2 separate regions of the Homo sapiens genome follow, and region 1 is linked to region 2. A link is a contact called in ENCODE Hi-C or POLR2A ChIA-PET data. All regions are on one chromosome and are shown on one strand. Each heading gives the region's core, a stretch centred on a gene start or an enhancer-like site at or near the end of the contact. The rest is flanking DNA. Distances are from core to core; before and after follow the strand shown.

The links. A loop is a pair of places that touch in the nucleus more often than their neighbours do. ChIA-PET counts read pairs that join two places held with the same protein, here RNA polymerase II (POLR2A). Pooled maps may share reads with other maps.
Region 1: a map of ascending aorta shows a loop between it and region 2 (2.7-fold over the local background). The contact joins two enhancer-like sites. A Hi-C loop is called at or near these places in 1 of 168 maps with a recorded cell type or tissue (ascending aorta) and 2 of 50 pooled maps. POLR2A ChIA-PET finds 5 or more read pairs at or near these places in 2 of 52 experiments (activated T-cell and activated naive CD8-positive, alpha-beta T cell).

The regions. Positions count from the first base shown.
Region 1 is chr10:114,429,220-114,433,944 of GRCh38, reverse strand. It overlaps ABLIM1 (actin binding LIM protein 1), which reads left to right. Exons shown (of 23, transcript NM_002313.7): 23 at 1-2,833. Among named protein-coding and RNA genes, the nearest start is that of AFAP1L2, 27 kb to the right of the region's middle. Within about 2 kb of position 2,669, at least 2 of the 41 ENCODE cell types and tissues checked have a DNase peak (open chromatin) inside an H3K27ac peak, as active enhancers do.
Region 2 is chr10:114,150,276-114,154,844 of GRCh38, reverse strand. It overlaps CCDC186 (coiled-coil domain containing 186), which reads left to right. Exons shown (of 16, transcript NM_018017.4): 4 at 3,625-3,753. Among named protein-coding and RNA genes, the nearest start is that of MIR2110, 22 kb to the left of the region's middle. Within about 2 kb of position 3,229, at least 2 of the 41 ENCODE cell types and tissues checked have a DNase peak (open chromatin) inside an H3K27ac peak, as active enhancers do.

The DNA.
Region 1 (4,725 bases), core at 1,420-3,919, 280 kb before region 2:
TATGGAGCTAATAAAGGGTCCCTACGTTTTACATTGATTAATGAATTATCACCCAGACATGTGCAGATGAAATGTCAATATAAGAAAAATCAAGGTATTTGGGAAACATGGGCATAATCAGGTAGTTTTGCTAAAATTCCTCTTCCTTGGTCTACATAAAGAAGACATGGGTCTGTCATAGAATGGGGACATTAGACTGAAAACTGGGACAACCCCCTTCCTTATTTTATAGAGACTAGGAGTTAAGGGGCCTGCCTAAGATTGCAGTGATAAAGAACTGAACCCTAAATCAGCTCCCACTAATGAAACCCTGCTTTCCTTGTATCTTTTAAACTCAGTTCTGCATCCAACTTGAGAAGAAAAAAAGCTTCTTTCCATATCAAGTACCATATGAGTTCATTTAAACTGCACCTTGCAGAAATGCATTGCCAGAAAGCACCAGTAGCCTCCTATCTGCAAGCAGAGTAGTGCTCTGCTCTGGGGAGGGGTCATTGGAAACCATAATGCAGAGTGGGCCCCCTACTCCATTTCCCAGCAAAAGGCTCCAGCTGGAGGGATGGGTTGTGGGGCAACCTGGTTCCTGCTAACTGCCAGATTGAATGTGTGGGCTAGAATGCCTGCACATTTAGTTAAACTGGGCTCAGCATGCTTGTCCTCAAAATGTCCATCCTGGTCACAGCACACAAGATGGCTATTGGTCTGCTTTTACCCTACCCTGTACTATACATGAAAATTCCAGTTATTAACACACTCAAACTGGTGGAGCTTGTTCACCCTAGGAAGGGGATTGTATATATGGCAGGCTTCCCTGGTGCCGATGTAAAGGGCTACATTTGGGAACATTTGACTTCCTTGGGACTCTTAAGTGCATAATGATGGCATGAAGTAAAAGGGGCCTCAATGATGATAGGAAAATCAGTTCTTTTAAAATTTCTTCAAGAAAATCCAGGCTATCACATAGTCTTTCTGTGTGACTTATTAGGAGATAGGAAGAGCATTGGGAAACTTGCACAGCTAGCTATGCATCTACATTTTGGTTTGGGGTTAGTTATGAAATGTTCTTAATATGACGTGTTCAATAACTTCACATAAACTTCCTGTTCTCCAAAACCTCAAAGAGATAGAGTTAATGAGTTGTTGTTTTTTTTTAAATGGGGGTAGTTTTCTATCTGTCATGGGCTCTAGCATCTACTCCGCTACCCAATTCTGTCATCTCCAAGCTGAGTTTCCTCTTCTGAGGCAGAGGCTGGAGCAGTTCTTTTTCAGTTCTCATCCTCTCCATCCCAATCCAGTATATCAATCAACTCTAACTCGGAGACGTCTAGCTGGCAATGTTTCTAAAACTTTCACTGGATTTCTTTAGACATTGAAGCAAACATTTTTTTCTAAGAATTGCTTCTCAGATGATGATATCAAATGTATATGCTTTTGCAAGTTTGAAAAGTTCAAATTAACCACTTTTGACTAGGTAAGTCTTTCTAAAAACCATTTAAAGCTAACTGGGTCTTAGCATCCTCCTGTGTATGGAAGAGACAGGTGACCGCTCCAGGTTGGGTGCTCACAGAACCCTTTTCCTGACTCTCATGGAAGATGGTGGAAGGAAAATAGACTGTCTCATCAACCCTCCTGTGTCCTCTGAAGCAATCTCAGTTTTTATTAACCACCTCTTCTGTGTTTCTGGTAGCTATTTAACCTGTATTTAATCTGTACTTCCTATGCCAGCCTCAATTTTATTTGATTTTTACAATTATTCTCTTCTAACCAATGAAGTGTTTGTCAGTATGCCCCAAAGCTTGCTCTTTTGTGCTCCCTTTTGAATAACTTTCTATCCAGAAAAAGAGATTATTTGGGACTTGAGATTTGCAGTGATACCAACTTATAGCAATGATGTACTTTAAGGGAACTACCCAACTATGTTGTGATAGAAGAAAGAGAAACCTTCACTTTGGCATTTTTTTTTAATCACTGTTTATTTTTCTGTTTGCGGCCCAGGAAGCAGTGGGAGGTGGTGGCAGATATGCTTTGCATATGGATTGTTATGTTTTTATTTGGGCAAGTTTAATCATGGAAAACTCAAAAAGAAGGGGGGAAATGGTCAGTTTAAGCCAAAAGAAACTTTCTAAACAATGTATAGGTACACAGCAAAATTAAACAAATCCAACAATTTCTGAAGCTTAGTGTAATTGAGTGGTGGTTGTTATTCAATAAAATTATTCCCAAAAGTGTTTCTCCTAAGAGTGCAGTTCCCATGAGTCACTTCCTGAACCCATTGACCAAAGGTGGACAGAGACAATCCTGTAGACCTTGACATTCAGAAAGATGTGAGCTGCTTACTGATCATATATGCATACGTTTCTTTACAGCAGAGGAAACCATTGTCCACAAAACTGATGTTCTTTTGGGGTTTTATGTACAGACTTGTCCAATCATGTGTGTGGTTCCTGCGAGTTGCTGATGACTCCGCATTGAAGCTCTCTGAGTTCTTTGATTTTAAGTTGGGTTTATGGAATTTTTTCAAATGTTGGAAGGTGTGTGGTTCTTCCTGCCCTCCCTCCCCTTTTGGAAATATGAAAGCAAATGTTTAGAAGAATTCCTTTTGAAAAGCTGTGTCGTGTTCCCTGTGAAACTGAGCAGGTGTGTGTTGGCGCGCTAAGTGCCACATGCTTGTGTGTAGAGGAGGAGGTGGCCCTGCCGGCTCCGCGCTGCTGTGCCTGTGATCCCTACCTGCTCCCCGCTCCTGTTGCCAGCAGCACTCACTGCACTCCTTTGTCATATACTCTGCATCACTGTCATACTCACAACTTCGTGAATAAAGTTGTGTGCTTTATTCGTAGATGCCTCCATACCTGTGTTTCATTTCTCGTTCCCTGGCTCCCTTTGAAGGTCTATCTCATTTTAAAAAGCACCAACGCAACTTCCAATAATCAAAACAAAATCAGAATGAACCCAAGGCTGTGGGAATACATTTTTATCATGCAGGTGGAAAAATGCAGCAAATAACAGCAGGATATTCCAGGACTGTGTGTCCAATAACCCAGACCATATTGACCAAGCTGTCCAAAGGAAAGAAATGTTTAGTAGAGCCATTACACTGTGCTGTGTCATAGGTGTTTGATTTGGTTTGTGACACAGCAGGGATAGTCCCATCATTTCGACAAAGCTGGGGATTTGAGGAGGTTTGAAGCTTCTGAGCCACTATGAGTGTGGGCCACTTTTTAGTAAGAAGCTAGAATGCAGTAGGAGAAAAGCATCCTTCCAATTTTGGGCATCCCCTGCATGATCAAACTTTACATGAAGAAATTGTAGATGTTAACTTCCTTGTTATCATCACTGCCAAGATTTTAGGCTTGCCAGAAAGTACAAGGATCTATGTCCAAGATGGCCCACTCCAACGATAGCCTTCCTTCTGCTCTGTGTCTGCTGAGACTACCCAAGACCCAGTCACACTGGCATTCACATGACCCTCCCCTGGAAGCGGGATGCAGGTTGTTTTCAAGACAGTTGGCATCTTTAGTTCACCACCATGGAAAACAGGCCGGGAGACCTCAGCTCAAGGTCTGTGTTCTGCTCATCTCTGCCTCCACCCGTGGGAAAGCATCCCTGCTGTGGTCCATAATTACCATAGCTAGGGGTCATCTCCAGTCCTTATGAACTCTCTGTGGGATTTGGCTCTGGTGGCCACCTCTCCAATGGAAGTTGACCCGTGCCTCACTTCAGTTGCTAGACTTTAGTCAGCGAATCTCACACTGCCTTTGCTGGGAGTGGAAGGATCTCGCCTCACCCACTGCTCAGCTGCCTCTCCCCCAGTACCCTGCCTTCAGATCTTGCCAAACCACTGCAAGTTCCCAGGACATACCATGCTTGCTCCCTCCCAGGCAGCTTTATCAAAGGTATTTCTTCTTTACGATGCTCAACTCTTCAAGGAGGTGGTGGAGCAGAGAGGACCTGGCCCCAGGGAAAGGAAGTAATGATCAATGTTGACTCTTTAAAAACAGCTACCCATCAGCTCTTTGGAGTTACCCATGTGAATTTCCCATGGGCTCCATTTGTTCCAAATTAAAGACAAGTCCAAGTTCACACCCTCTCTATGAGCCTGTCTTAATGGGCCCAGCCCAATCTGCATGTAATTCTTTGCATGCCTCTAGTTGAACCTCAAGGTCGGTACTTAGCAAGTGTTGCCTCGAACTGCTAGCTGCGTGGGTTTCTGCTCTTCAGTTGAACTGTAGTGAGATCTCTGTGCTGAGCGCCAGGCACCCTAGCTTGGCATAACTATATTGCTCGTGAGAGCCTTTCAAAGTAGACAATTGTAGCTCCACTATACAGGTAGGAAACCAAAGCTCAGAGTCTAATCAAACATGCCCAATCACTCAGCCAGTGAGCAGCAGAGCTAGAATTCTCCAGGTCTGCCCTTTTCAGATCCCATGCTGTTATCCTCCACATCCCATTCCCTGTGACTTTCTTAGGGCAAGGACTGTGTCCCACATTCTGAATCTCCCAGGGCACACTGCACAGAATGGGTTCTTAGTGTGAGACCGGCCAGCGCCCTTCAGTGTGGCCATGAGCCCCAACACTACCACCAAGGCGCATTTATGAACAGTTTGGGGGTTACTCACTGTCTGTGTGTCTTGGAGCCCGTTTAGCCTCTCTTCAGCCTCAATTTGTTCATCTGCAGAATGGACAAGATAATAATATCCATCAAAAGACTGTTGCCAAATTATAGCACGT
Region 2 (4,569 bases), core at 1,980-4,479:
CCCTTCATCAGTTGATGGACATGGGAAAATGGGTTGTTTCTGCCATTTGACTATTATGAATAATACCACTGTGAACATTCACGTGCTAGTTTTTATGTGTACATATGCTTTCATTTCTCTTGGGTGTATACCTAGGAATTAATAGAGTGAGTTGGGAAGTGTTACTTTTTGGGGGAAGAGCAAAAATTTGTGAAGAATTGGTATTCTTCTTTAATTGTTTTAAAGAATTTTACCTGTGTAGCCACCTGGGACTGAATTTTTCTTTGTGGGTAGGTTTTTGTTGTTGTTGTTCTTTTTTATTATGCTAATTCAGTCTCTACTTGTTATAGGTCTATTCAGATCTTCTATTTCTTCTTGAGACAGTTTTGGTAGTTTGTGTCTTTCTAGGAATTGTTCATTTTGTCTCTAAGTTAAATTGTTCATACTATTTATTTATTCAATTATTTTTATTTCTATAAGGTCAGTAGTAATGTCCCTCTTTCATTTTGATTCTAGTAATTTCAGTCATCTTTCTTTTTTCTTCAGTCATTCCAGCTAAAGGTTTGTCAGTTTTCTTCATCTTTTCAGAGAACCAGTTTTTGGTTTTGTTTGTTGTCTCTGTTTTTCTTTTTCTTTTCTTTTTTTTTTTTTTTTTGAGACAAGGTCTGGCTGTTTCACCCAGGCTGGAGTGCGATGTTGCGATCTCGGTTCACTGCAACCTCTACCTATGAGGCTCAAGTGATCCTCCCACCTCAACCTCCCGAGTAGCTGCTACTACAGGCGTGCATCACCACATCCAGCTAATTTTTGTATTTTTTTGTGGAGATGGGTTTTCACTATGTTTCCCAGGCTCGTCTCGAACTTGTGAGCTCAAGCGATCCACCTGCCTCAGCCTCCCAAAGTGCTGAGATTACAGGCATGAGCCACTTCACCTGGCCTTGTCTCTGTTTTTCCATTCTAGTTTTTATTTTTTTCTTCCTCCTCTTTGTGTTTGGTTTAGTTTGCTGTTTTTCTGGTGTCTTAAGATGCAAGTATAGGTTATTAATTTGATACCCTGTCTTCTTTTTTTTTTTTTTTTTGAGACGTCATTTCGCTCTTGTCACCCAGACCGGAGTGCAGTGGCGTGATCTTGGCTTACTGCAACTTCCACCTCCTGAGTTCAAGCGATTCTCCTGCCTCAGCCTCCCAAGTAGCTGGGATTACAGGCACCCGCCACCATGCCCAGCTAATTTTTGTATTTTTGGTAGAGACGGGGTTTCACAGTGTTGGCCAGGCTGGTCTCGAACTCCTGACCTCAAGTGAGCCTCCTGCCTCTGCCTCCCAAAGTGCTGAGATTACAGGCTTGAGCCACCCCGCCTGGCCCCCTTTCTTCTTTTTTAATATAGGTATTTGTAGTTATAAATTTTCCTCTAAGCATTCCTTTAGATGTGTCTCCTGAGTTGTGGTATATTATGTTTGCATTTTTATTAGTCATCTAGTACTTTCTAATTTCCCTTGCAATTTCTTCTGTGTTTCTTTAGCAGTATGTGGTTTAATTTTCACAAATTTGTGAATTTCCCATATTTCTTTCTGTTACTGAGGTCTCATTCCATTATGGTTGGAGAATATGCTTCATATGATTTTAATCTTTTAAATTTATGGAAGTTTGTTTGTAACCTAGCATATCCTCTGTCATGGAATATTCCATGTGCACTAGATGAAAACGTATACACTGCTGTTCCTGGGTGGAGTGTTGTATAGATGTATTAGATTCCATTGTTTTGTAGTGTTTAAGTCTCCTATTTCTGTGTTAATTTTCTGCCTAATTCTATTTATTATTGAAAGTAGGATAGTGAAGTCTCCAACTATTGTTGACTTATTTTCCCTTTTATTTCTGTTAGTTTTTGCCTCATATATTTTGATGCTACATTCTTAGATGCATATACATTTATCTGTTAGATCTTTCTGATGGCTTGATCTGTTTTATTTTTGTGAGCTATTCTTTATCTCTGGTAACATTCTTAATTTTAGTCTGTTTTTTATGTAAATATAGCCACTCTTCCTTATGATTGCTGTTTGCATTATATATTTTTTTCCACTCTTTTCAGTTTACTTGCATTTTGAACCTAAAATGCCTTCTATAGACAACATATAGTTGAATCTTGTTTCTTTAATTAAGTCTGTTAGTTTCTGCCTTTTGATAGGATTATTAAATCCACTTTCATTTAATATTATTGATGGTGGGATTTATGTCTGCCATATCTTTCGTTTTCCATGTTTCATGTCTTTTTTCTTCCCCTATTCCTCCTTCACTGCCTTCTTTTGCATTAAGTGAATGTTGTCCAATATAACATTTAAATTTCTTTCATGATATTTTCACTATACAGTACAGAGTTCCCCCTTATCTGAGGGGAATTTATTCCAAGATCCTAAGTAGATGCATGAAATTGTCAATAGCACTGAACTCGATTGCCATCAATCAGAATATGTTTCTGTTTATGTCTGCCCCTGACAAGTGAATGCCCTTTTCATCCTTTTTTTTTTTTTTCAGAGACAGGGTCTCATCACTCTGGCTGGCGTACCATGGTGGGATCACAGCTCACTGTAGCCTCAAACTCCTTGGCTCTAGCAATCTTCCTGCCTCAGCCTCCTGAGTAGATGGGACTATAGGCATGCACCACCATGCCCAGCTAATTTTTAAAATTTTTTGTAGAGATTGGGTCTTGCTGTGTTGACCATGCTGGTCTTGAACTCCTGACCTCAGGCAATTCCCTCTCCTCAGCTTTCCAAAGTGCTGGGATTACAGGCATAAGCCACTACCTGGCTCCTTTCCCGTCTTAACAAAGTACTTATGCAGTGTGGCCATAACTTTTGAAGTTTGAGGTGTGACAGCAAAACTAGCATGAATTTCTTTTTTCTTCTTCACAGTTTCATGGATAGAAGATTCATTCTTACTGTAGATCTTAGCAACCTCAGTATATGATTTTTTTCTTTCAAGTCACCATTTCACTTAAAATAAGCACTTTAAAGCCTCTCTTTGGCACATGTGAATTGCCAGCATCACTATTCTTATACTCTGGGGCCACTAATAAGTAAACTCACTTATTAATTAAGGGCTAAGTGTTGCTGCACACAAGCACTGTCGTCCTGCCATAGTCAGTCTGGTAACTGAGATGGCTACTAAGCGACTAACTGGCAGGTAGTGTGTACAATGCAGACATGCTGGACAAAGGGATGACTCACAGTCTCAGTGAGACATAGTGAGACAACACAAGTTTTCATCACACTACTCAGAATGGCATGCAATTGAAAACTTGTGAATTATTTCTGGAAGTTTTTATTTAATATTTTTGAACTGTGGGTGACTGAAGGTTGCTGAAACCATAGAAAGTGAAGCCACAGATAAGGCGGGACTCTACTGTATTTCTTTGTGTTATTCCTTTGTGGATGTTCTAGGGGTTGCCAGATACCTTAACTTAATGGAATCTCCAGATTTTTACTAAATGACAGTGAGATATAGAAACATTGCTAAAAGTTTTTATTTCAATAGCTGAAGTATATTCATTGTATTCTTTATGTTTATTTACTTTGTTTATATTTATTTGCAGTATTGGTGGTGTATTTGGTATAGCTATAAAAATAATTTGGAAATAATTTTCTTTACAGTTAGAATCAAGAATAGAAGAACTTAATAAAGAAGTTAAAGCTTCCAGAGATCAACTAATAGCTCAAGACGTTACAGCTAAAAATGCAGTTCAGCAGTTACACAAAGAGATGGCCCAACGGATGGAACAGGTATTTCTCACATCGTTGTCATTATTAACTTGATATTCTGGTGACTCTTGTTTGTTAAAATAAGCTAACACTGTTAGACTATTTTGGACCTCACTATTGTATTAATACTAGGTGATTCTTTTATATAAAAGTAAGCCATTAGGCCAGACGTGGTGACTCACATCTGTAATCCCAGCACTTTCAGAGGCTGAGGCAGGCAGATTGCCTGAGGTCAGGAGTTTGAGACCAGCCTGGCTAACATGGTGAAACCCCATCTCTACTAAAAATACGAAAAGTTTAGCCAGACGTGGTGGCGCATCCCTGTAGTCCCAGCTACTTGGGAGGCTGAGGCAGGAGAATCACTTGAACCCGGGAGGCGGAGGTTGCAGTGAGCCGAGATTGCACTGCTGCACTCCAGCCTGGGTGACAAAGCAAGACTCTGTCTAAAAAAAAATAGTAAGTCATTAAAAATTCTAAAGCAATATATAAATACATACAGATGAATAAAAAAGTGTATGGAATAAAAATTTTTTTTTTAATCTGTACATATTCTTCCCCTGCCTACAATCCTTTTATATCCCATTCCTTGTTCCATAGCTAATTATTGGTATTTTGATTATGTATCTTACTACATATACATGTACAAGTCACACATGTTTATTTGTACATGGTCATATACTTTTTTCCCCCATTTGATTGGAATGATACTATACATCTTTTTTGTAACCTTTTTTCCCATACTTAATATACCTTGGTAATCTTTTTAAGTTGGTATATATGATCTCAGAAGAGGTAATTTTAAGCAGTGCTTTTTTATTACTTGCCTGAACTCTTTAT